Regions from separate parts of the Homo sapiens genome. Here regions 1, 2 and 4 are each linked to region 3. Evidence: read pairs that join two places in POLR2A ChIA-PET (ENCODE). Cell type or tissue: CD4-positive, alpha-beta T cell. All regions are shown on one strand. Links, peaks and the distances in the headings refer to the core of each region. The heading gives the core; the rest is flanking DNA. Region 1 overlaps LMF1 (lipase maturation factor 1). Region 2 has its middle 7.2 kb from the start of GNG13. Region 3 overlaps FBXL16 (F-box and leucine rich repeat protein 16). Region 4 holds the start of MCRIP2 (MAPK regulated corepressor interacting protein 2).

The links. Peaks named below come from ENCODE experiments on the same cell type or tissue, not always from the same donor. Only the 100,000 strongest peaks of a DNase experiment are listed, where the experiment ranks them.
Region 1: POLR2A ChIA-PET joins it to region 3 with 5 read pairs; 1 of 35 experiments calls an interaction of 5 or more read pairs at or near these places.
Region 2: POLR2A ChIA-PET joins it to region 3 with 6 read pairs; 4 of 35 experiments call an interaction of 5 or more read pairs at or near these places.
Region 4: POLR2A ChIA-PET joins it to region 3 with 5 read pairs; 20 of 35 experiments call an interaction of 5 or more read pairs at or near these places.

The regions. Positions count from the first base shown.
Region 1 is chr16:962,248-967,981 of GRCh38, reverse strand. The region is part of intron 1 of LMF1 (lipase maturation factor 1); the gene reads left to right. Among named protein-coding and RNA genes, the nearest start is that of LMF1, 5.9 kb to the left of the region's middle. In CD4-positive, alpha-beta T cell, for the core only: no CTCF peak of the experiment used is centred there; DNase peaks (open chromatin) are centred at 3,141 and 3,841; H3K4me3 peaks cover 1,732 bases; H3K27ac peaks cover 2,200 bases.
Region 2 is chr16:805,053-810,786 of GRCh38, reverse strand. No RefSeq gene overlaps it. Among named protein-coding and RNA genes, the nearest start is that of GNG13, 7.2 kb to the right of the region's middle. RefSeq lists an enhancer at 2,720-2,949 and a silencer at 3,030-3,239. In CD4-positive, alpha-beta T cell, for the core only: no CTCF peak of the experiment used is centred there; DNase peaks (open chromatin) are centred at 2,916 and 3,626; H3K4me3 peaks cover 1,822 bases; H3K27ac peaks cover 1,035 bases.
Region 3 is chr16:692,527-698,260 of GRCh38, reverse strand. FBXL16 (F-box and leucine rich repeat protein 16) reads left to right here. Exons shown (of 6, transcript NM_153350.4): 2 at 842-1,488; 3 at 2,338-2,846; 4 at 3,185-3,269; 5 at 3,564-3,627; 6 at 3,838-5,734. The coding sequence starts at 856. The coding sequence ends at 3,986. Among named protein-coding and RNA genes, the nearest start is that of WDR24, 5.0 kb to the right of the region's middle. RefSeq lists enhancers at 2,513-2,562, 2,583-2,752 and a silencer at 2,833-2,952. In CD4-positive, alpha-beta T cell, for the core only: no CTCF peak of the experiment used is centred there; DNase peaks (open chromatin) are centred at 2,520, 2,840, 3,550, 4,230 and 1 weaker place; H3K4me3 peaks cover 1,874 bases.
Region 4 is chr16:639,328-645,061 of GRCh38, reverse strand. MCRIP2 (MAPK regulated corepressor interacting protein 2) reads right to left here and starts at 3,234. Exons shown (of 5, transcript NM_138418.4): 1 at 3,019-3,234; 2 at 2,813-2,942. The coding sequence starts at 3,070. RefSeq lists enhancers at 2,120-2,169, 3,311-4,222 and silencers at 2,410-2,549, 2,560-2,839, 2,870-3,419. In CD4-positive, alpha-beta T cell, for the core only: no CTCF peak of the experiment used is centred there; DNase peaks (open chromatin) are centred at 2,311 and 3,271; H3K4me3 peaks cover 1,549 bases.

The sequences.
Region 1 (5,734 bases), core at 1,036-5,035, 270 kb before region 3:
GAGTTGAAGACACACCTGTCTTCCTGACGTGTGGACTCGGGTCCCTAGTGTGATTACTGCGTTGAGCAGATGCTGAAGTAGCACCCTGCCCGGTGCTGACCTCCTGGTGACAACGCCACTACCCCCAGTGGACAGCGAGGAAGCAGGGTCAGCCACTGGCCCGGCTGTGCAGCGATTGTCCGTAGGCCCTGGAGTTCAGCCCTGCCCTTCATTCACGCCACTGTGCAGCCTGCGTATCCTGGACACCCGGTTCACATCTGGGCAGCGGCGTTCTCGGGCCGTGACGGCTCCTGGGAGGACCGAGGCTGCCCGAGGTGGTCGGGGATGCCTGACACTGACACTGAGCTTCCCCTCAGCACAGATGTCACTCCCAGGAATGGCTGAAATCTGGACGAGTAAAAGCTTATGTGACAGGAGTTTCCGGCCTAAGCAGCGGGACCTGGGTGCCATGTTCTTGGTGTGTAGGGGCAGTGCCGGCCGCCCATGGGTGCCGGTGCCTCCTGCAGTCAGGCCTGCTGCTGTCTGTGTGCGCAATAAGGAAACCGAACCCAAGAGTGGGCACCATGCCCAGGCTCACCGGAACAGAGGGCAGAGCAGCCTGGCCAGAATCCCTCACTGTTTTATGGCAGGAACCCCCAGGGTCGTGCGTCGACGTTGTGGCCCGGCGTTCCCTGCGGAAGATTGAGGCCCTCACTGGTCAACCCTGCAGTACGGGGGCGTGTGTGGCAAACAGCTGGTCTGGAGCCTCGTCAGCCAGGCCGGCTCCTTGATGCTTTGAAATCCCCCTCCCAGGGGGCCTGGCCAGGTCCGTCCATGGGCGGCCACAGGCAGCTGGGGCTGGACTCCTGGAATTTCCAGCAGCCCTGTGTCTGTTACAGCGCCAGTGGTAGAGCTGGATTCCCTGACAAGACGGGGGAAGGACAGCCTTGCAGGTGCTACTGAAGACACCCTAGGCTAGAGCTGCCCACCCTGGGTGGGTTCTCCTGGACTGAACTGACGTTGGTTTGCTATTGATGAGAGTCACATAGTATATGTACACAATGCATTTTAACTGCCTCAGAATTAAGGTGTTATCTGGAAACAGTGTAATTACAGTTGGTCAGAATTGGGTTGATAGCAGTTCACTGCAGAGAACTTTCTGGAAGCTGTGACAGGTGGAAGTAGTGGGGCTCAGGGTTGGTGGGCCACACCTTAGCTGTGTGGCCTTGGCCAAGTTGCTCATCAAGACCTTCCTGTCACTGATGAGGTGAGAGTGACCGCTGGGCCGTCCTGAGGCTGACATGGGATTCCTTGCCTGTGCACACTTCCCAGAAGGCGGACCAAGGACACACCCGCCTGGGAGACGGCTCGCAGGCAGCCACGGAGTATATATATCTGAACGTCGGAAAGGACCTTTCCTTTGAAGCTCAAACATTTATGAGATATTGTTACAATTCGGAAGGGATCTGTAGGTGAAATGTGACATGAAGACTGGGTAACGTTGGCATTTGCAGACTGACTTTATGTGTGGCACTTTTCGTGGGTGCCATGGCGTCGGCGCAGAGACACTCCTGAGGGATTTCGTCTGTCGGTCCATGTGTTTGTGGGGGCCGAGTCCTGGACAGGCCTAGGAGGGAACCGCCCCGGCCAGGGCCGGCTGCTCGGCGCCTGCACAGGGCATGAGTGCTGGGGGCTTTGGGACACACGCTCCCTGCTGCCTCTGGGGCAGATGTCCACCTGCACTGCTTGCAGTGAGAGGCTGGGGCCCCAGTGGACGAGCCGTGGTGCCTGAACTGCTCCCGCTGTGTCCCCGCCACGTGAGGCATCTCTTCCTGACCGTGGTCCTGAGACCACCTGGCCTCTGCCTTCCCAGGGTTAACTGTACTTGTTCTCTCCGTGGCTGCCGACACCCTTCTGGCCTTCAGACTTAGCCCTCATCACTCGTGGACTCCTGACCCCACCCAGGGCTGACCACCGGAGCCCTGCTCTCTGCTTCCTTTGCGGCTGATATTGTCCCCATTCCAGTGTTGTTCTTGTGCCTGTCTCCCCTCTAGCTCCTTGCAGTCAGGGAGAGGACTTTCTTTATACCTCTATCCCTTGTCTTCTAGGGGCATCTCCTGCTCAGTGAAATGTGCTGACCCGTAGCAGGTGGTCTCTACCAGGGCTTAGTGTCAGCATGGGACACTTTTCCAGCCATTACCCCTTCTTTCCCCTCTACCCACCTCCAGCCCCGAGGTGCGGCCCAGCAGGACAGATACTGCCACAGCCCTCCCTTGGTTGTGTTCATACTTCCTGGGCTGCTCATGCCTTCCTGTTTGCTGGTGGATTCTCTTTTTGCTGGAGTGTATCCCCAAGCAGCTTTTCCAGAAAGGACCAACTTGCCCGGATCTCTAATTCTCCATCAAAGCCACTTTCCCTCAGAGCTTTGCAGCATTGAGGAGGCATCTTCAAGCATCTGACTCTTCTTCTCCCTGGAAGCTTCTAAAGTCTCAGTGCCTTGCCCTCCTGCTCTCCACCTTTGCTCTCTGTTCTGGTTATTTATCGAGGAGTCTCTGAGGCTCTTTTTTTTGCTCTCTTGTAGTGGCCTTGGTGAGCTCTTCAGCCTCAAGGCTTGTCCTTGGCTCTGGATGAGGCTCTTCTGGCCTCTCCCCAATCTGCCCATGTGTTCCAAACACCGCATGCCCCAGCTGGGTTCCAAACAGGGCGGGTGGGGGCCACTCTCCTGTCTAGCTTCGTAGCGTGGGCTGAAACCTGGGAAAGTCTCTCCATGAAGCTGAATGGAGAAGAACATGGCTTCCGCGAGGCCCTAGGAGCCAAGCACCACACAGAACCCACCGCTTGGCTGTGATCCCGAGTGACGGGGACAGCCTGGACTGCAGAAGGAATGCCCAACGCTGGCGGGAACGGAGGGGCTTTTCTTGCTCGTCTTTCCAGTTCCACATTGTCACATTGGAGTCCTGGGCTCACTGAGATTATGTTGAAAATCCGACCTCTAGGGGATCTCCATGCTAGTTTTGTCCTTTAGGCGTGGAGGCATGCGTGCCGCACTGTGGCGTCTGTTCTGTGCGCCTGCTCACCGCCCTTCCTTCTTTTCCGCGTGGGGCAGTTTTATCGCGTCTCCCCGGCAGCTGCTTCGGCGAGGTGGGGCCGCGGTGCCATTGGTAGCGTGTCTCTGAGTCTCACCGCAGCCCTTGTAGCTTGGCATCCTCGTCAGATGACACCCGAGGCAGGGTTGACGTGGCAGGCAGAATCGTTTGCACCCGTATTTGCTAAACTCTCAGCTGTTCTTCAGAAAATTTGAGGAGAAAATGAAACCAAAAAGAATACTTGAAACCCTGCTCAGTTGGTTTTGTTCTGAGCTTTCAGTGGCTCTAAGAGCTCATGGGAAATGAGTTCTTTTTCTTTTCTCCGGGCCACTTGAGTTCTAATGAAATGCACCACTTGGTTTTACAAGTTCTTCTATAAAATACTTGCTTGTTTAAAAAGCAAACAGCACTGCCCTACTTCGGAGCTCTGCAGCACATCCCTTAAAGAAAAAATACTTGAGGTCACTGTGCTGAGGCCCAGAATTTAACCACGGCCAGTAAGAACCATCAACAGAGAACGGCATTTCTGGGATGACTGTTTTAATCTTACAACAATTTATCTGAAAGGAGAAAAGAGAAAGCTGATTTTTTTTTTCTGATTCTTTTTTTTTTTTTTTTTTTGAGACAGAGTTTCACTTTTTCGCCCAGGCTGCAGTGCAGTGGTGCAATCTCCTCTCACTACAACCTCCGCCTTCCGATTTCAAGAGATTCTCCTGCCTCAGCCTCCCGAGTAGCTGGGGCTACGGGCACAGGCTGCCACGCCCAGCTATTTCTTTCTGATTCTGAAACAAAGTATTTATCGGCCATGCCTGCTGTTGGCTGCTCGGGCGACACGGTATTTCCTCGGTATTTCCTCGTTGCAGCTCCCAGGTCAGGCTCTGGGTCCCTGTGAGAGGCGGGTGGCCGCCATGGCTCTGCTGCCTCCCGTGTGGGGTAGTGACGGGGCCTTCCGAAGCTTGACTGCTTGGTTAGTTTTGTTTTGAGAGCCTGTGATGTTTCAAGATTTTTACTGCATCTTTTTATGTAGCTATTTTTATAACATGAGTAGAGGTTGAAATAGTTTTTTTCTCTCTGAAATCTCAATTCAGTCTGTCTTCCTTTTTCCTGATAAGCAGGAAGCATCCTATGCTTCTTGCCTTAGAATTACTGATTTAGGCTATTGCTTTGGTGAGGCCACATCTTGTTTTCCTCTGTGGTCCTGGAGTTTGCGTTGTGGTGAGGGGTGGAGCACATCCACCCTTCAGCTAGCGCCAATTAGGTCCCTGTGGGAAAGGGGCCCCAGCCTAGCACCAATGAAGGCTGGGCCCTGGAGTGTGCAGTGGCTGAACAGTCACAACCTGTGTTTCTCCCACCTGCATACATGCCAGGACATACACACATGCATCCCTGCACACGCACACATACATGTGTACATGTGCACACGTGTACAGAGACATGCATACACCCGTGCACACATGGACACAGGGCATCCATGCACAGGTGCACATGTATACATGTGCACATGTGTACAGACACATACACACAGGGACACATGGGCATGTCATACCCATATGCACACACACTGGCCTGAGCTGTGGAAGCTGCTGGTGCGGTCCCTGCACGTGTGGCCGCCGGGGCTGAGGGCCTACCGCGAGGTGTCCTCTATGTTGCTAGGAGGTCAGCGCTCACAGCTCAGGTCCCTTCCACCCAGTGGTGGAGGCAGTAGGGGTGTGGGGAGCCTTCTGCTGCAGCCCTGTTTCCCGCCCTGCGACCCACCCCGAGTCCCCTCTGTGTCCCACCTCATGTCCACCCTGTGTCCAGCCTTGTGTCCAGTCTGTGTCCCGCCCTGTGTCTGCCCTTTGTTTACCCTGTGTCCATCCCGTGCCCGCCTGTGTCCACCCTCTTCCTCCTCACTTGGAGCTGCCCCCACCCACCTGCCGTCGCAGCCCCTTTAGAGGTCACCAGCCCTGACCCTTTCGTCGCCCAGGGCCCTGCGGTGCTCTGCCTGTGGCCCTGCTCCCACTGCCTTGGAGGGAGGCTGCTCACAGCGCTTCATGCCGGGCACTGAGTGGTGCAGAGTCTTCGAGAAACCTTTACTTTTTAAAATTTTTTTATTAAAAATAAAACTATTAACTGAAACTGCAGACTCTATGGCTTTTCCACCCGTGCCTGTTCCGTTCTGGGACCCGGTTTTGTCCTGGCGTCTCCTCCCTCCCTCCCTGGTCTGTGAGTCTCCCAGACTTTCCTGTGCAGGATTCCGACCTTGACAGTGTCAAGCAGGCCTGTCATGGCGTCTGTAGAGCGTCCCTCACGTTGGGTCCGTCTGGTGTTTCCTCGCAATTAGACTGGGTGATGGGTTTTGGGAAGACGCCCACAGAGGTGCGGGGCCCTTCCCGTCACACCGTATCAGGGTCCTGACGTCCGCACGGCTTTCTGATCACCCGGCCAAGGTCTGCCTGCCAGGTGTGCCCTCTGACAGGTCCCTGCTTTCCCGCCCGCTCTGTCCTCTGGAAGCCGCTCACTGGGTCCAGCCCCCGCCTCCTGAAGGGAGTGTCTGCGGACATTATGTGGAATTCCTCTGTGAGGAAGATCTTGTTACTTACTTGTTTGTGGTCACTGATTTTGTCACTATGGACCCACGCCCATTTATTTTCCCTCTGGGTCGTGATCCCGTGCTGTCACCGTGAGTC
Region 2 (5,734 bases), core at 639-4,638, 110 kb before region 3:
CTCAGTGTGGGAGCCTCCTTTTGGGCAGAGCAGCCCGGGGCAGCCCAGAGCCCACTGGACGTCCCGGGGAAGCTCCAAAGGCAAACCCTCCATAGATCCGAGCCTGCTCCAGAACCCAGAGGTTCCGGGCCAAGGGCGCACACGGAGTTTGGGTTTGTGCTACTTCCCTGGGACATCCTGATGTGGCCTGTTTGGGAGAAGCCGCCAGGAACACCCTATCCTGTTGGCTCCATGTCCCAAGTCACCCAGACCTGTCCCACACCCTCCCCGCTGCACCGTCTCTACTGAGGTCTCTGCAAGATCCATCTGGGACATCATGAAAGGCTCTGCTAACCCTCAAAGCCCAGGTACCATGGGGTCCAGATTTGGGCGGCATTTTTATAGAAAATTGCATCAGAAAGACCTCACTGCATCTCCCAGCCCTCCTCAGGGAACCAGAGGGGACCCGTTCCTCACCCACAGCAACCTCTGCAGCCTCTCCTCAAATCCCCCAGCCTCTACCACAGCCTCCCTCTCCCCTCCCTTCCTTCTGTTAAATGAAATCTATAGGAAGCCATTGGTGGCCAGGTGCGGTGGCTCACGCCTGTAATCCCAGCATTTTGGGAGGCCGAGGCGGGAGGATCACTTGAGGTCAGGAGTTCGAGACCAGCCTGGCCAACATGGCAAACCCTCATCTCTACTGAAAATACAAAAATCAGCAAGGCGTTGTGGCACGTGCTTGTAATCTCAGACACTTGGGAGGCTCAGGCAGGAGAATCGCTTGAACCCGGAGAGGCGGAGTTTGCAGTGACCCGAGATCACGCCGCTGCACTCCAGCCTGGGCGACAGAGCGAGACTTCATCTCAACAACAAAAAAAAAAAAAGTTCCATGTCACCAAACTGAAGCTAAGTTGTTTATCTGAACTTCTGAGAAACCAGGAGAGTAATAACAGCCAAATCCCCAAACAGGCTGATCCTTGCCGGTACAATAAGGAGTTCTCTTCTGCTTTCACCCTTACAAGAAAAGCAGCTTCGAAGTGAGCGATCCGTGTTTTCTGTTTCCGCTTTCCTCAGCCCTTCCGTCTAGAAAACCAGCCTCCTCTGTTCAGCCCCCCGGGGCACTCCCTGCTCTCTGTAGAGCCAAGCGGTTGCCCGAATCTAGCATCACGAATGGAGCCCACGAGGATCTTTAAACTAAATTTGTAACTCTGTCTTGTGACAATTCTCTGGATCAGCTTATGCAGGGAGGGAAAGAGGGCAAATCAGACACTGTCCTAGTGGACGAGGAGGGAGATGTCCGACCTGCCGTGGGTCATCTCAAGCACCTACTTGGCTGGGTGAAGGGATCCCTAGAGACCTCATAAGGCGCTGCTTCTGGGTGTGTCTGCGAGGGGGTTTCCAGAGGAGCCTGCCTGGGGGTCGGGGGACCAAGGGGAAGACCCTCCATGGGGGCGGATACCATCAATCGCCTGGGGGCCCAGATAGAACAAAAAGGGGCTGGGCACGATGGTCCACGCCTGTAATCCCAGCACTTTGGGAGGCTGAGGCAGGCGGATCACTTGAGGTCAGGAGTTCGCGACTAGCCTGGCCATGGTGATACCCCATCTCTCCTAAAAAATACAAAACAAATTGCCAGGCATGGTGGCATGCACCTGTAGTCCCAGCTACTCTGCAGACTGAGGCAGGAGACTCGCTTGAACCTGGGAGGTGAACGCTGCAGTGAGCTGAGGTCGTGCCACTGCACTGCATTCTGTCTCTAGCCTAGGAGACAGAGCGAGACTCTGTCAAAAAAAAAAAAAAAAAGAGGGAAAAGAAGTTCTGCTCTTGTTCCTGGCGCTGGGACTCTCTCTTCCTCCTCCTGCCCTTGGACAGGGCCCCCAGCCTTGGGACTCCAGGACTTAACACCAGCGGCTCCTTGGATTCTCAGCTTTCAGCCCTGGCCTGAGTCACACCTTTAGCTCCCCTGGTTCTTCCGTTTCCTGACTTGGACCGAGCCAGGCTGCCAGCATCCCAGGTCTCCGGCTTGCAGATGGCATCCCTCCCGGGACTTCTCGGCCTCCCTAACCGCATGGGCCAATTCCCCTGACAAACCCACTATCATCCGTCTATTAATCCGTCTCTCCAATATATTGGTCGGCCTCTGGAGAATGCCTACTGATGCGACACCTGTTTCTGTACACTGGCTTCTGCCTCAGATCTCACAGGCGTGCCAGGGAAGAAGCATTCCAGATCCCATTTAGGAAACTGTGGAGGACGGTGTGAAAGTAAAAGCTCAGGACCCCAATTCAGGCTGCCAAAAGGACAGAACGAAGCCGAAGACGGAGCCGGTCAAGTTACTGCCTCTCCCTGTGTTGTTGGGCAGGTAACTACAGACGCGAGGTCAGATCTCACTCTCCATTGCCCTCATCTTGCGGACGCATCATCGGCGACCCCAGCCCCCCACCCCCCGCCCCTCCTTTTCTCTTCCCACCGTGGGCTCAGAAACAGGACCGGAGCCTTCCTTACCCCGCAGCCCGCTTTCCCCCTTTAAATACGGAGGCCTCAAAACCATCTCTGGAGAAAGGCATCGACCTGTCCCCCCAGGCGCGACCTCGACCTTGCCGAGCCACGCTCCGAAGCCCACCGAGGCCTGTCCCGGCTACTTCTTGGTTTACAACTGAAATGGACCAAAAAGACAGCGGGCATCCTTCTGGATCATCTGATTCTGCAGGGGTCTGCGACTTTCGCCGTCTTCGAGATATTTTACGGTCCTGGAGTTGCAGAAAACGTCGAGCAACGCGAGCGACTCTCGACCAGCGTCGCGTCCGTCAAATGCAATCGATCATCGCCAGTGGAGAGTGACCGGATATGAGAGCCCTGCCCGACTCCAACATGGCCGCCCAGCCCACGACCGAGGCCTGGGCAGCCGCTGCCAGGAGCCAAGATGGCTGCGACGAGCGCTGACGTCACGCGGGCGGCCACCGTGCGCGGCTGACCCTTTCCTGCCGGGACCCGGAAATTATCTCCCAAGGCGGAAGTAAACGGCGCGCGACGGTCGGTTGAAAAGTTGGCCGGGGCGGGCGAAGGCTGCGAGCGGGGCCGTCCGGGTGGTCTGGGCGACTGCCCCGAGGGCCCGCCACGCCCTGGGGCCAGCCCTGACCGTCTTACCTCAGTTTCCCCACCTGTAAGAGGGATCCGCTGGCGGGTCCCTTTGCCATCCCCCTTCTCTAAATGCAGGGACAGAAGACGGCCGCTGGCGGGACGGCCACAGGGGCCCAGGCCCGGCGCCTGCACGCGGGGCTCGCGCCCGGGTGTTTGGCCATATCGGGAGGCGGCAGGAGGCGGCGGCGAGGGGCCCTGGCGAGGGCACAGGCGGGTCAGGGAGCAGCGCTGGCTGAGGCCCGGCGGCCAGAGGGAGCGGGAGGGAAGGTGCGGGGCCTGGGCTGCTGCCTCCTGGGCACGTCTAGCTTTCGAGGGTCACACCGCGGGGAGAGGTGACATTTTGAAAAGGTAATGGGGGCCACGATCCCTCCAGAGGCTATAGGGAGGACCCTTCCTGCCTCTTTGAGCTCCTGGGGGCTCTGGGAGCTCCAGGCGTCCTTAAGAGGCTTGTGGCCGCGTGGCTCCAAACTTGTTTTTGTTTTGTTTTGTTTTGTTTTGTTTTTTGAGACGGAGTCTCGCTCTGTCACCCAAGCTGGAGTGTAGCGGCGCGATCACGGCTCACTGCAAGCTCCGCCTCCCGGGTTCTCGCCATTCTCCTGCCTCAGCCTCCCGAGTACCTGGGACTAGAGGCGCCCGCCACCACACCTGGCTAATTTTTTTGTATATTTTTTTTAGTAGAGACAGGGTTTCACCGTGTTGGCCAGGATGGTCTCAACCTCCTGACCTCGTGATCCGCCTGCCTCCGCCTCCCAAAGTGCTGAGATTGCAGGCGTGAGCCACCGCCCCCGGCCCAAACATTTTTTTTTTTTTTTTTTTTTTTTTTTTGAGATGGAGTCTCCCTCTGTTGCCCAGGCTGGAGTGCAATGGCATGATCTCGGCTCACTGCAACCTCCACCTCCTGGGTTCAAGTGATTCTCCTGCCTCAGCCTCCCGAGTAACTGGGACTACAGGCGCGCAGGCCACCACCCCTGGCTAATTTTTGTATTTTTAGTAGAGACAGGTTTCCACCATGTTGGCCAGGTGGTCTGCCCACTTTGGCCTCCCAAAGTGCTGGGATTACATATGTGAGCCACCATGCCCGGCCTCAACTTTTTTTGAGACAGAGTCTCACTCTGTTGCCCAGGCTGGAGTGCAGTGACATTATCTCAGCTCACTGCAGCTTCCACCTCCCAGGCTCAAGCAATCCTCCCACCTCAGCCTCTCCAATAGCTGGGACCACAGGTGCGCACCACCACACCCAGCTAATTTTTGTATTTTTTTGTAGAGACAGGGTCTCACTTTGTTGTCCAGGCTGGTCTCCAACTCCTGAGCTCAAGGGATCCTCCCGCCTTGGCCTCCATAAGTGCTGGGATTACAGGTGTAAGCCGCTACTTCCTGTCGTCTACTCTCTGTATTTTGCAAATAAAACGTTTGCAGGTCATGTCAAACATCAAGTGATTGATCTGTGGGGACGCAGGCGCCTTCCTCAGAGCCCCTCCCTCCCCTGCTTCTGCCCCAGCCAGCCTTGTGCATCTGCAGATACCGAGGCTGCTCAGGGGCGCTCTGCTGTCCACTGAGTGCGAGGAGTCTCAGGCGCTGCAGGGACCCGGGTGCTGCCACACGGGTGGACAGCCCATGGTGGCCGGTTGGAGGCCTCTAGCACAGACCCTGCACACCTGGAGGCTTCTGCTGGCAAAGCCCTGGGACCTAAGACCAGATGCCCAGGGCTATGGCCCACTTGGGATGACACACAGGGTCCCCAGATGTGTGCATCTACCCCAGTGACCCCCTTTTTGGGATGCTTGTGTCTGTTCTGGGGCTGCTCTGGGCCCCAGGGGTTGGGGGTGGGCGGTGTCCCCTTGTGAGAAGGGGCCCGCATGGCAGGAGTTCCCTGTGGGCGCAGGCCAGGCCCTGGAACGGTCTGTACCTCGCACACTGCATTTGCGAGCGGCTGCGCTGTTCCTGAGCTGGTTGGGAGCTCAGAAATGCAGGCGGGTGTCTTCCTGCCCCATGGGGTGGTAGAGATAGCCAGGAAGTGAGTGCCGGCCGCCCAGGGCCCCAGGCTTATTTCCCGAGACGGAGCTTGGCCACCTGTGGTCTGGTCTCCACGTAGCAGGATGCACGTTCGAGGCCTGTGACCCATGGGGTGGTAAGTGGGGTGTGCAGCTGCCCCACCCGTGTTGGGGTGACCTGGCTGTCCCCAGCAGCCACCTCTGCACGGGGGCTTCTGGTCAGTTCGGGCCATCCTAGCATCTGGCTAGGCTCTGCCAAACCCATTTGCCAATCAGATTTGGAAGACTGGACATTCTGTGGTTTCCCTAGCCCCGGAAGCAGCAGCAGGGCCATCCCCTGCACTGGGGGTCCCAGGATCCCTGATGGGCTGTGGCGTGACCCATCCAGGGTCTTAGAGGCCAACCTGGATTCACAGCATGTCCTGTGGTTAGAGGTACAGGCGGGTCCTTGGGCCCTGATGCACTTACAGTGGTGGCCACCCAGCCCGGGATGTTTGAATGAAGCCGTGGGGACAGCCAGAGGCCAGAACACACCGTCTTAACTTCTAGGTGTCCTTAGGCAAAATCACGGGACCTTTGTCATCCCTTTTTTTTTTTGAGACAAGGTCTCCCTGTTGTGAGCT
Region 3 (5,734 bases), core at 856-4,855:
GAGGCTGAGGCGGGTGGATCACTTGAGGTCAGGAGTTTGAGACCAGCCTGACCAACATGGAGAAACCCCATCTCTACTAAAAATACAAAATTAGCCGGGTGTGGTGGTGGGCGCCCGAATTCCCAGCTACACGGGAGGCTGAGGCAGGAGAATCACTTGAACCTACGAGGCAGAGAGGTTGCGGGGAGCCAAGATCCTGTCTCTGCACTCCAGTCTGCGCTCCAGGCAACAAGAGTGAAACTGTTTCTTTTTTTTTTTTTTGAGACAGAGTCTTGCTCAGTTGCCCAGGCTGGAGTGCAGTGGCGCAATCTCGGCTCACTGCAAGCTCCGCCTCCCGGGTTCACGTCATTCTCCTGCTGCAGCCTCCCAAGTAGCTGGTACTACAGGCGCCTGCCACCATGCCCAGCTAATTTTTTGTATTTTTAGAAGAGATGGTGTTTCACTGTGTTAGCCAGGATGGTCTCGATCTCCTGACCTCATGATCCACCCGCCTCGGCCTCCCAAAGTGCTGGGATTACAGGCATGAGCCACCGCGCCCGGCCGGAACTCTGTTTCAAAAAGAAAAAAAACAAAAGAAAAAGAGGGTGTCCATGGGCAATGAAGGTTGGGCTCAGTGCATACCGTAGGTGCCCAGTGAGTGCTGCCAGTGGCCATGGTTGGCTTCCTGTTGCTGCTCACAGTCTGGGAGGGAGAAGCAGGCACTCCCATCCTCTCTGTCTGGTGGTTCTGGGAGCACCATAGGGACGCCCAAGGAGGGAAGGAGCCCCACTGCACCCGCCCCCAACCCCGGCCTTCCAGACTCAGCAACAGACTCACTCCCCCTCCCGGCCCTCATCCACAGAGCGTGCCAGGAAGATGTCGAGCCCGGGCATCGACGGCGACCCCAAGCCTCCATGCTTGCCTCGAAACGGTCTGGTGAAGCTGCCGGGCCAGCCCAACGGCCTGGGTGCGGCCAGCATCACCAAGGGCACGCCAGCCACCAAGAACCGCCCCTGCCAGCCACCACCCCCACCCACCCTCCCACCACCCAGCCTGGCTGCTCCACTGTCCCGGGCTGCCCTGGCTGGGGGCCCGTGCACCCCGGCAGGTGGACCAGCCTCAGCCTTGGCACCTGGGCACCCAGCGGAGCGGCCGCCGCTGGCCACGGACGAGAAGATCCTCAATGGGCTCTTCTGGTATTTCTCGGCCTGCGAGAAGTGTGTGCTGGCCCAGGTGTGCAAGGCCTGGCGGCGCGTGCTGTACCAGCCCAAGTTCTGGGCAGGCCTCACGCCGGTGCTGCATGCCAAGGAGCTCTACAACGTGCTGCCTGGTGGCGAGAAGGAGTTCGTGAACCTGCAGGGTTTTGCCGCCAGAGGCTTCGAGGGCTTCTGCCTGGTTGGCGTCTCCGACCTGGACATCTGTGAGTTCATTGACAACTATGCGCTCTCCAAGAAGGGTGTCAAAGCCATGAGCCTCAAGCGCTCCACCATCACGGACGCAGGCCTCGAGGTGTGCACCAGGCTCGGGGGGGACAGGGCTGGGGGGCAGGGGCGGGCAGCAGCAACCCTATGGAGGTGGGAGCGGATGGTGGCTTTGGGGTGGGAGGAAAGAAGGACTGACTACAGGGGACCTCGCGCAAAGCGAAAATGTGGGTCCCTTGTTCAAAGACACTCAAGATTTTCAAGATGGCAGCAGCAGGGCAGTGGATTAAATGCAGGGCCCAGGCCCGGTGGCTCAAGCCTGTCATCCCGGCACTATGGGAGGCCGAGGCAGGCCACTCACTTGAGGTTAGGCGTTCATGACCAGCCTGGTCAACATGGTGAAACTCTATTTCTATTAAAAATGCAGAAATTAGCCAGGCCTGGTGGTGGGCACCTGTAGTCCCAGCTACTTGGGAGGACACTGAGGCAGGAGAATCGCTTGAACCCGGGAGGCGGGGGGTACAGTGAGCTGAGATCATGCCACTGCACTCCAGCCTGGGACCTGGGCAACAGAGTAAGGCTCTGTCTCAAAATGATTGAATGAATGAATGAATAAATAAATAAATAAATAAATACAAATGCAGTGTGGGGAGGATGCGAGGGGGAGCTGAGGGGCAGCTGGGAAAGGATCCCCCAGGAGTAGAGGTCAGAGGAGCCGCCTGGCAGCCGGGTCTGGAGTCTAATTGTAACGCTGGTGCCAACGCCCCCAGCACCTGCCCTGGCCAGGCCCTGGGCTCTCGTCCCGATGCCCCGCCTCCTCACACACTGCCAAATGTTTTCAGGGTTCAGCTCCCTGCATGTTTACACCCTACTGCTTCCTCCCTGCGGGCTCCACCCCTTCTCCTGCAATCCTGACCCGGCGCCCGCCCGCCTGCAGGTTATGCTTGAACAGATGCAGGGCGTGGTGCGTCTGGAGCTGTCGGGCTGCAACGACTTCACCGAGGCCGGGCTGTGGTCCAGCCTGAGCGCGCGCATCACCTCGCTGAGCGTGAGTGACTGCATCAACGTGGCCGACGACGCCATCGCGGCCATCTCGCAGCTGCTGCCCAACCTGGCGGAGCTGAGCCTGCAGGCCTACCACGTGACGGACACGGCGCTGGCCTACTTCACGGCGCGCCAGGGCCACAGCACGCACACGCTGCGCCTGCTCTCCTGCTGGGAGATCACCAACCACGGCGTGGTCAACGTGGTGCACAGCCTGCCCAACCTCACCGCGCTCAGCCTCTCGGGCTGCTCCAAGGTCACCGACGACGGCGTGGAGCTCGTGGCCGAGAACCTGCGCAAGCTGCGCAGCCTTGACCTCTCGTGGTGCCCACGCATCACCGACATGGCGCTGGAGTACGTGGCCTGCGACCTGCACCGCCTAGAGGAGCTCGTGCTCGACAGGTGCGCGCCCCCGGGCCGCGCCGGGCGGGGCTGGGCCGGGCGGGGCTGCACGGGGCGGGGCGGGGCGGGGCTGCACGGGGCCGGGGGCGGGGGCTTCCGGCGGGGCTGGGGCTGTGGCGCGGCGGGCAGAGCCCTCGGAGCCTGGGGAGTGGGAACCGCAGAACCGCAGCACGGGTTGGCTGGACCCCCGTCCTTCCCGGTGGGTGGGAGCGAGGAGGGGCCAGCGGCTGCTCCGGGTGGGGCAGGAAGGGATTCACGCCAGGGGCACTCCCAGGAAGACGAGGGATGGCCGGGGCCAGGTGATTTGAAGGTGGGGGTCCCCTCTGGTGCAACCACAGGTGTGTACGCATCACGGACACTGGCCTCAGCTATCTGTCCACCATGTCGTCCCTCCGCAGCCTCTACCTGCGATGGTGCTGCCAGGTACCGGCTCTCACGCCCCGGGATTGGGGGATCGGCGGGGAGGTGGGGGCGCGGGGAGAGCTCCCGGCCCCACTCAGATCCTGGGAGAGTCTGGGGCCCCTCCCTATCCAGCAGCCGACCTAAGCGGAACGCAGGGGTCCCGGCGGCCCCCACGAGCACTTCCCAGCCGCCTCCCGGCTCCGGGGGGGACGGAGGAACCCCGGGCTTGAACCCGCCTAGCCCTCCATGGACCCCAGGGTGCCCTCCGCCTCGGTGCGAGCGGAAATCGTTAAGTCGCTCCTCCACTCCCGACAGGTGCAAGACTTCGGGCTGAAGCACCTCCTGGCCCTGGGGAGTTTGCGCCTCCTGTCTCTGGCAGGTGAGACCCCCGTTTCTGCTCTGACGCTGGCAGTGACCACCCACCCCCACTTAGTCCACCCGCCCAACCTGCCCGGTCCTTGTGCAAACTCACACCCGGCGCGGACACACAGTCCCGGGTCCGAGGCGGAGGAGGAGGGAGGCGCGGCCCGGCCGTCCCCGCCCGAGCCCTGGGCCGCGCGCACTGAGCCGCCCTCTGACCCCGCCGCAGGCTGCCCGCTGCTCACCACCACCGGGCTGTCGGGCCTGGTGCAGCTGCAGGAGCTGGAGGAGCTGGAGCTGACCAACTGCCCCGGGGCCACCCCCGAGCTCTTCAAGTATTTCTCGCAGCACCTGCCCCGCTGCCTCGTCATTGAGTAGCGCGAGGCCCCCGCCCCGGTCGCGGGAACCCGGCCATGACCTGGGCGGGGGCGCGGGGCGCCGCCGAGCCCCCTCTTCCCGCCTTGCGCTCGGGGGAGCCCCCGCGCCCCCGGCCCAGCGCGGGAGGCGGGGCGAGCCGAGGGAAAGCCCCTCCCCGACCTTCGGTCCCTCCGCCCTCCCAGCCCCGCCCCGGGCAGGGGGGCGGCGGGTGGGCCCGCCCCACGCACGCACGCACACTCGGGGACTTTGTGCATGCCCCTCGTGCCCGCACTGCACGCCGCCCTCCGCCACGCCACAGCCACAGCCGCCGCCATCACTCGCTCGCCCTCCCGCTTGGGGGGCGGGGCTCGGTCCTTGGGGGGGCTTTGAGCTCTCCAGACTGTGCCCTTACCGCCTTCCCCGCCACACCCGCTCTGTCTTCCCACTGTCCCCCCCATCCCGGGCAGGGCCCAGTGGGATTGAGGGGGCTGGGTCCCCCAGGACACGGGCCCAGAAGAGCCCCACGGGCTTCCTGCATCTTCCACCGCACCATACCTGGAGCCCTCCGAGGGGTGTCAGGGGAAACAGGCCACCGCCAAAGCCATGGCCCGCCGCCGAGAGCCCAGGCCCCACCCGCACCTCCTCACCCATCCAGCCTGACCCACGCGGCCTCTCCTCCTCCTTGCCGCTGTGTGGGGCAGTCCCCTGTCCGCCCCAAAACCCGGCCTTGGTCCCTGGCCAGGCTGAGAGAATTGGGCAGGGAGAGGGCGGAAGGGCTGGCGATCGCTTGGAGTCATTAACGTGATCCCAGCTGACTCCGGTCGGCCTCAACCCAGGGGTGGCGCAGGCACCTTGCAAGCCTCGAGCTGTAGCCACCCTCAGGCCTGGGAAGAGGCCTGGGCCGACCTCACACCTCAGCCCTTGCACCCGGCCGGGCTCAGTTCAGGCCTGGGCACCGAGCTTCACCCTGGGTGGGTCTCCTCAGGTGGAGTCTGCAGAGTGGACCCAGCCAAGGGTCAGGGTCAGCACTGGGTCAGCGACTCCAATCTTCCAGTGGCCAGCACACCCTAGACACCCCGAGGAGGGAGGGCTCCTTTCTAGCCTGCCCCCCCACCCCCACTTCACCCCTCCCCAGCTTCCCAAACTTCTGTCTGCCCAAATGGGCTCTGACCGTGCTCTGTCGGCCCGAGACATTTGGAAGTCCTGGGGGATGCTGGCAAATCTCAGCTGTTGCTGAGGAGGGGGCTGGGACCCCTTCCCATCCCAACCTTGAGCCCCAGGAGATACCGCGCCCACACCCAATCTTGGGACACTCCCTATCTGGTTGGAAGAGAGTAACCAGTTTCCAGAGAGCCAGAGAGTGAGAGAGAGAAAGAGAGTGAGAGAGAGAGAGAAAGAGAGAGAGAGATGCTGTTGAATCAGAAACAGATCAACAGCCCAAAGATTTTCCTGTCCCTGGAGTGCCAGCCCCAGGAAGCTCCAGGGCTGAGTGGTCAGGAGCCAGTTTCTCCAGCCCCTCCTCCCCACAACCCCTAGTGGGGAGGGGCAGCTGTCCATTTGCCCAAAGTATTAATGCAACTGAAGCTGTGATATTTCCAACGACTGTAGGAGGAAAAATTAAGGGGAGAGAGGAAAACAAAACCAACCAACCCCTAAAATCATTTTCTTATTGTACATAACGACCTCATTCTCCTGTATATGCGGAAGATATAACCTTATATTTGGTAAGTGTTTCTTGTGCTATTTTATCACGTGACCTGTTTATAAAA
Region 4 (5,734 bases), core at 959-4,958, 53 kb after region 3:
GCCTGAACCCGGAAGGTGAAGCTTGTAGTGAGCTGAGATCACACCACTGCACTCCAGCCTGGGCTACAGAGCGAGACTCCATCTCAGAATAAAAATAAAAATTAAAAAAACAAACCAAGGTTTATCTGGTCTGTCACTGTCGTGGGCAGTGCCCAGACCCATGCCTGGCAGGAACCAGAGCCAGCATACATCATGGGTGACAAGCCTTGACCCTCTGGGTGCACCAGGAGATGTGCAGGGACCCCGACACCCCCCTCCCGCGCCCAGTCAGTGAGAGATGAGGAGTAGCAAAAAGCACCAAGGAGAAGAAAAGGCAGGGCAGGGCCGGGCGCGGTGGCCCACACCTATAACCCCAACGCTTCCACAGGCCAAGGCGGGAGAATTGCTCGAGCCCAGGAATTGAATACTACCCTGGGCCACATAGTGAGACCTGTCTACATAAAAGTTAAAAATGAGCCAGGTGTGGTGCTCGCCTGTCATCCCAGCTACTCAGGAAGTCGAGAGGTGGGAGGATCACTTGAACCTGGGAGGTTGAGGCTGCAGTGAGCCATGATTGCACCACTGCACCCCGGCCTGGGTGACAGAGCAAGACCTTGTCTCAAAAAGAAAAAAATTAAATGAAGTAAAAAACAGCGAGGTGGGTGGCAGCATGGGGTGGGGTGGTTCAGAGGGAAGGTGGTTGGCCAAGCACGGTGGTTCACGCCTGTAATCCCAGCACTCTGGGAGGCCGAGGTGGGCGCATCACCGGAGGTAGGGAGTTTGAGACCAGCCTGACCAACATGGAGAAACCCTGACTCTACTAAAAATACAAGATTAGCTGGGTGTGGCAGTGCACGCCTGTAATCCCAGCTATTCGGGAGGCTGAGGCAGGAGGATCGCTTGAACCCAGGAGGCAGAGGTTGCGGTGAGCGGAGATCCTGCCATTGCACTCCAGCCTGGGCAACAGAGCAAAACTCCATTTCAAAAAAAAAGAAACAGAGGGAAGGTGGTTGCCCCAAGAAGGTGCAGGAGCAGGATGGGGGCTTCATGCAGAGATCCCACTGCTGCCAGAAGCTCCCAGCGCTGGGGCCTGGGGGTGGGAAGGTGGGTGACCCCAGGGAGGAGAGGGCAGCACACATCCTGCCCTGCCCAGGGCTCCTCTAGCCCCACTGCACACGGGGTGAAGCCCACTCAACTCCCACAGGTCCCACTGGCTGACAGAGGACCTCACATGGGGACTTTAAGAAAACAGGCCGGGCGCGGTAGCTCACACTTGTAATCCCAGCACTTTGGGGGGCTGAGGCGGGTGGATCATGAGGTCAGGAGATCGAGCCCATCCTGGCCAACATGGTGAAATACAAAAATATAAAATTAGCCGGGCATGGTGGCACGCACCTGTAGTCCCAGCTACTGAAGAGACTGAGGCAGGAGAATCGCTTGAACCCGGGAGGCAGAGGTTGCAGTGAGCTGAGATTGCGCCACTGCACTCCAGCCTGGGCGACAGATGGAGACTCTGTCTCCAAAAAAAAAAAAAAAAAAAAAGAGACAACAGCCAGTGGGCCTGGTGTTGCCCACTGGGACCCTTGGGGTCCCATGGAGAACTCTGGGAAGCATTTCCATCTTCTTCCCTAACTCCTCCTAACTGTGCCACAGCCTTACCCCTGCCCTCCCTAGCAGTGGGGTCTTGGAGAGAGAAGAAAGGTGGTTTCCCCAGGTTAAGAGAGACGGCGTCACCCTGGGCCACTCCAGCCTCATGCTCCCTGCCTGGGGACCAGGTGGTGGCTACAGGTGTGCCTCGGTTTCCTCCCCTGGGAAGTAGAGCGGCCACGAGGACCAAGGGTGATGTCCGCGGAGCGTCCCAGCAGAGCTGGGATGCTGGAAGCACCTAGGGGCCCACTCACCTCCCGCCAGAAGGCGCCTCTGGTAGAGGGCACTTACCTCACTAGGATGGAGCCCCAGAGAGCCCCCGCCCCGCTGGAACCTCCACACCTTTCTGAGAGGTAGGCAGGGGGCAGGCTGAGGGTGGCTCGGCACCCCCCCACCTGTAGCTGCCCTGAACTCCTGGCCCGAGCTCTCCTCCCCAGCACCGCCTCAGGCCATGACCCTACCACCTCCAGGAGCCTTCGGGCCGGCTTGGGGCCACAGCAAAATCCACAGGCCTGGGAGAGGCACAGGATAAATGAAGGGAACGGTGGAGGAACTGAGCCAAAGTCAAACGTCCAGCCCTGCGGGGCTGTCCAACCTCTGGGTCATGGTCACGGGGAGGCCACAGTGGCCGGACTGAGGCTCCTGTGGTCTCGGAGTTTCCTAACTGGGTTAGGAAAAGCAGAAGCAACCGGATGGGGGGAGGCCCCACTGCCCCAGGGTGTCTGGGGTGAAGGGCGGAGGAGGGCAGCGGCCCTGCCCGAGGGAAGCGCACGCACGTCTCCCCCACTGAGCTCTGCAAGGGCAGAGCCGGGAGATCTTGAGGACCAGCGCCCGACGCTCTCCGCGAACCGTGGCCTGGGCCTGCTGCACGTCAGGGTTCCAGCAGCAACCCAAGGTCGCCCGAAGCACCGACCTCGGACGCTGGAGGCCCCTGCGACCCAGGAACTGGCCGGCTTTCTCCCCGCTGGGGGCCCGGGCCCGGCCAGGTGAGGCGGAAGTGCGAGGCGCAGGCCCGCGGGCGCGTAGTGGGCAGGACCCGCGCACCCCCCGCGCCCGGAGCGCCCGCCCCGCCTGCAGCACGTGGCCGGACCTCACTAACATTTCCCCAAGGTCACCCTCCGCTCTAGGGCGGCCGGCGGGGGAGGGGAAGCCGGGCCGGGCCGGGCCGGGGCCGCGCGCGTCTCACCTCGACAGGGGCCAGGGTCCCGGCGGCTGCGCAAAGGGCTGCGCCCGCGGGGGCTGCGAGGTCGGCGGCGCGGGCTGCCGGCATTTCAGGAGCTCGCCGAGCCGGCCCTCCACCTGCTGCTGCGTGGGACCTGCGGGCACCGGGGGGCGGTCAGCCGCCGCCGCGCCCCGCCCCGTCCCCGTTCCCGTTCCCCGGCCCGTGCGCACCTGTGCGGCGCTGCGCGACCAGCTTGCTGGGCCCCTTGGTGATGGTGTACATGACGCGCCGCTCCCACACCGCCGCCGGCCCCCGGCCAGATCCGGCCCCTGCGCCGGGGCTCGCACTTAACGGACTGCGGGCGCCGCGGGGAGGGGGCGGGCCCGCTACACGCCCCCGGCCCTTAAAGGGCCCGCACGGGCTCGGGCTGACCCCGGACACGCGGCGGAGGCGGCGCTTGCGCCCTTTGGGAAACTGGCAGGCGGGGGCGGAGCCGCCAGCAACCCCGCCCCAGCCCCCGGAGGCCCGAGGCCAAGGCGGACGAGGCGCCCTGCTGCCCGGGAAGGCCGTTGCTGCCTGGAGGCCATGTCAGTGTCGGGGCACCGCACTCAGACTGCTGGCGGCGAGGACCCAGGGGCCCTGCGGGGTCAGCGGCGATGTGCGAGCAGGGTCCTCGGAGCCCCAGGGCCCACCTTTGACAAGCGCTGGAGGAGAACCTGTGCTGGGGGTCCCTGTGCTGGGGGCATCCCTGTGCTGGAGGTCTCTGTGCTGGCGGGATCCCTGTACTGTGGGGGGGTCCCTGTGCCTGTGCTGGGGGGCTCTGTGCTGCGGGCCCTGTGCCGGGGGCATCCCTGTGCTGGGGGGATCCCTGTGCTGGGGGGCCCTGTGCTGGGGGCATCCCTGTGCTGGAGGTCTCTCTGCTGGGGGGATCCCTGTACTGGGGGGGGGTCCCTGTGCCTGTGCTGGGGGGCTCTGTGCTGCGGGCCCTGTGCTGGGGGCATCCCTGTGCTGGGGGGATCCCTGTATTGGGGGGCCCTGTGCTGGGGGGATCCCTGTGCTGGAGGTCTCTGTGCTTGGGGGGATCCCTGTACTGGGGAGGAGTCCCTGTGCTGGATCCCTGTGCTGCGGGCCCTGTGCTGGGGGGATCCCTGTGCTGGGGGCCCTGTGCTGGGGGGCCCTGTGCTGGGGGGATCCCTGGGCTGGGGGGGTCCCTGTGCTGGGGGGCCCTGTGCTGAGGGGCCCTGTGCTGGGGGGATCCCTGTGCTGGGGGGGTCCCTGTGCTTGGGGATCCCTGTGCCGGGGGGCCCTGTGCTGGGGGGCTACTCTGTGCTGTGGGTCTCTGTTCTGGGGGCTCTGTGCTATGGGGGGTATCTGCGCTGGGGGCTCTGTACTGGGGGACTCTGTGCTGGGGGTGTCTGTGCAGGGGGGCTGTGTGCAGGGGAGCTCTGTGTTGGGGGCTGTGTGCTGGGGGACTCTGTGCTGGGGGCGTCTGTGCTGGGCTCCTCTGTGCCGAGGCTGGAGGCAAGGATTTACCATTCATACTTGGGGAGCCTCAGCCAAGGTGCCTGCAGAGGCCTGGGCCAGTGTGAAGGGTCACCCTTGGCTTGGGTCTTGGGACTGGGTCTAAGAAGAGAAAAAGCGGCTCATCCCCCTGGACTTGGGTAGAGACATGATGCCCTGGGAGTCTCCCTTCCACCCCAGGAGTCAGAACCCTGGCTGCACTCTGCCCCACGTCCTGGCCCCCAGGCTGAGGTGCACCCAGAGGCCCGACGTGTGCCTCTTCGGCCCCTGGGGCTCCTGTACCCGCCCCACAGATGTGAGAGTGTGGCAGGCCAGGTCTCACTAACGCAGGCCTCCATAACAATTATTTCAGTGCAGAGTGGTTAGTTCAATATTAAAAGCTTAAAAAGCTGTCCAGGATCGGTGGTTTACACCTGTAATCCCAGCACTTTGGGAGGCCCAGGCAGGTGGATGACCTAAGGTCAGGAGTTCGAGACCAGCCCAGCCAATTTAGTGAAACCCCATCTCTACTAAAAATACAAAAAAAAAAAAAAAAAAAAAATTAGCCAGGCATGGTGGCAGGTGCCTATAATCCCAGCTACTCCAGAGGCTGAGGCAGGAGAATCACTTGAACCTGGGAGACAGAGGTTGCAGTGAGCCAAGATCGTGCCACTACACTCCAGCCTGGGCAAAAGAGTGAGACTCCGTCTCAAAAAAAAAAAAAAAAAAATGCCGGGTGTGGTGGCACACACCTGTAGTCCCAGCTACTCGGGAGGCTGAGACAGGAGAATCACTTGAACCCAGGAGGTGGAGGTTGCAGTGAGCTGAGATCACATCACTGCACTCCAGCCTGGGCGACAGAGCAGGACTCTAAAGAAGAAAAGCCAGTGCCCTTCTTCAAAGGCTGGAATGTAACAAAAGCCCACCAAGAGCTGTGCCCAGGCCTCTCCTGGGCCTTGAAGCGCGACAAGATAACGAAGGAATTCTTAATAGGACCCGTTTAGGATTAAACAAGTTTATTGGAGGTCTGAAGAAACTCTCCAGGCCTCCACAGACAAGTTTATTGGGAGCCCGAAGGAACTCCCCAAACCTTCATGATTTAGCAGGAAACAAGATTAAGTCAGTTTACTGAGGCTCCAGGGGAAGGTCTTCAGGACTCAGGCCTTAATTATAGATTAAAAGAAGTTAATCACTTGGCCGGGCACGGTGGCTCACGCCTGTAATCCCAGCACTTTGGGAGGCCGAGGCGGGCGGATCACGAGGTCAGGAAATCGAGACCATCCTGGCTAACACGGGGAAACCCCGTCTCTACTAAAAATAGTGAGCCCAAGATCGTGCCACTGCACTCCAGCCTGGGCAACAGAGCAAGACTCCGTCTCAAAAAAAAGAAAAAAGAAAAAAGTTAACCACTTATGTCTTCAGATGAATGCACACTTACACACAGAC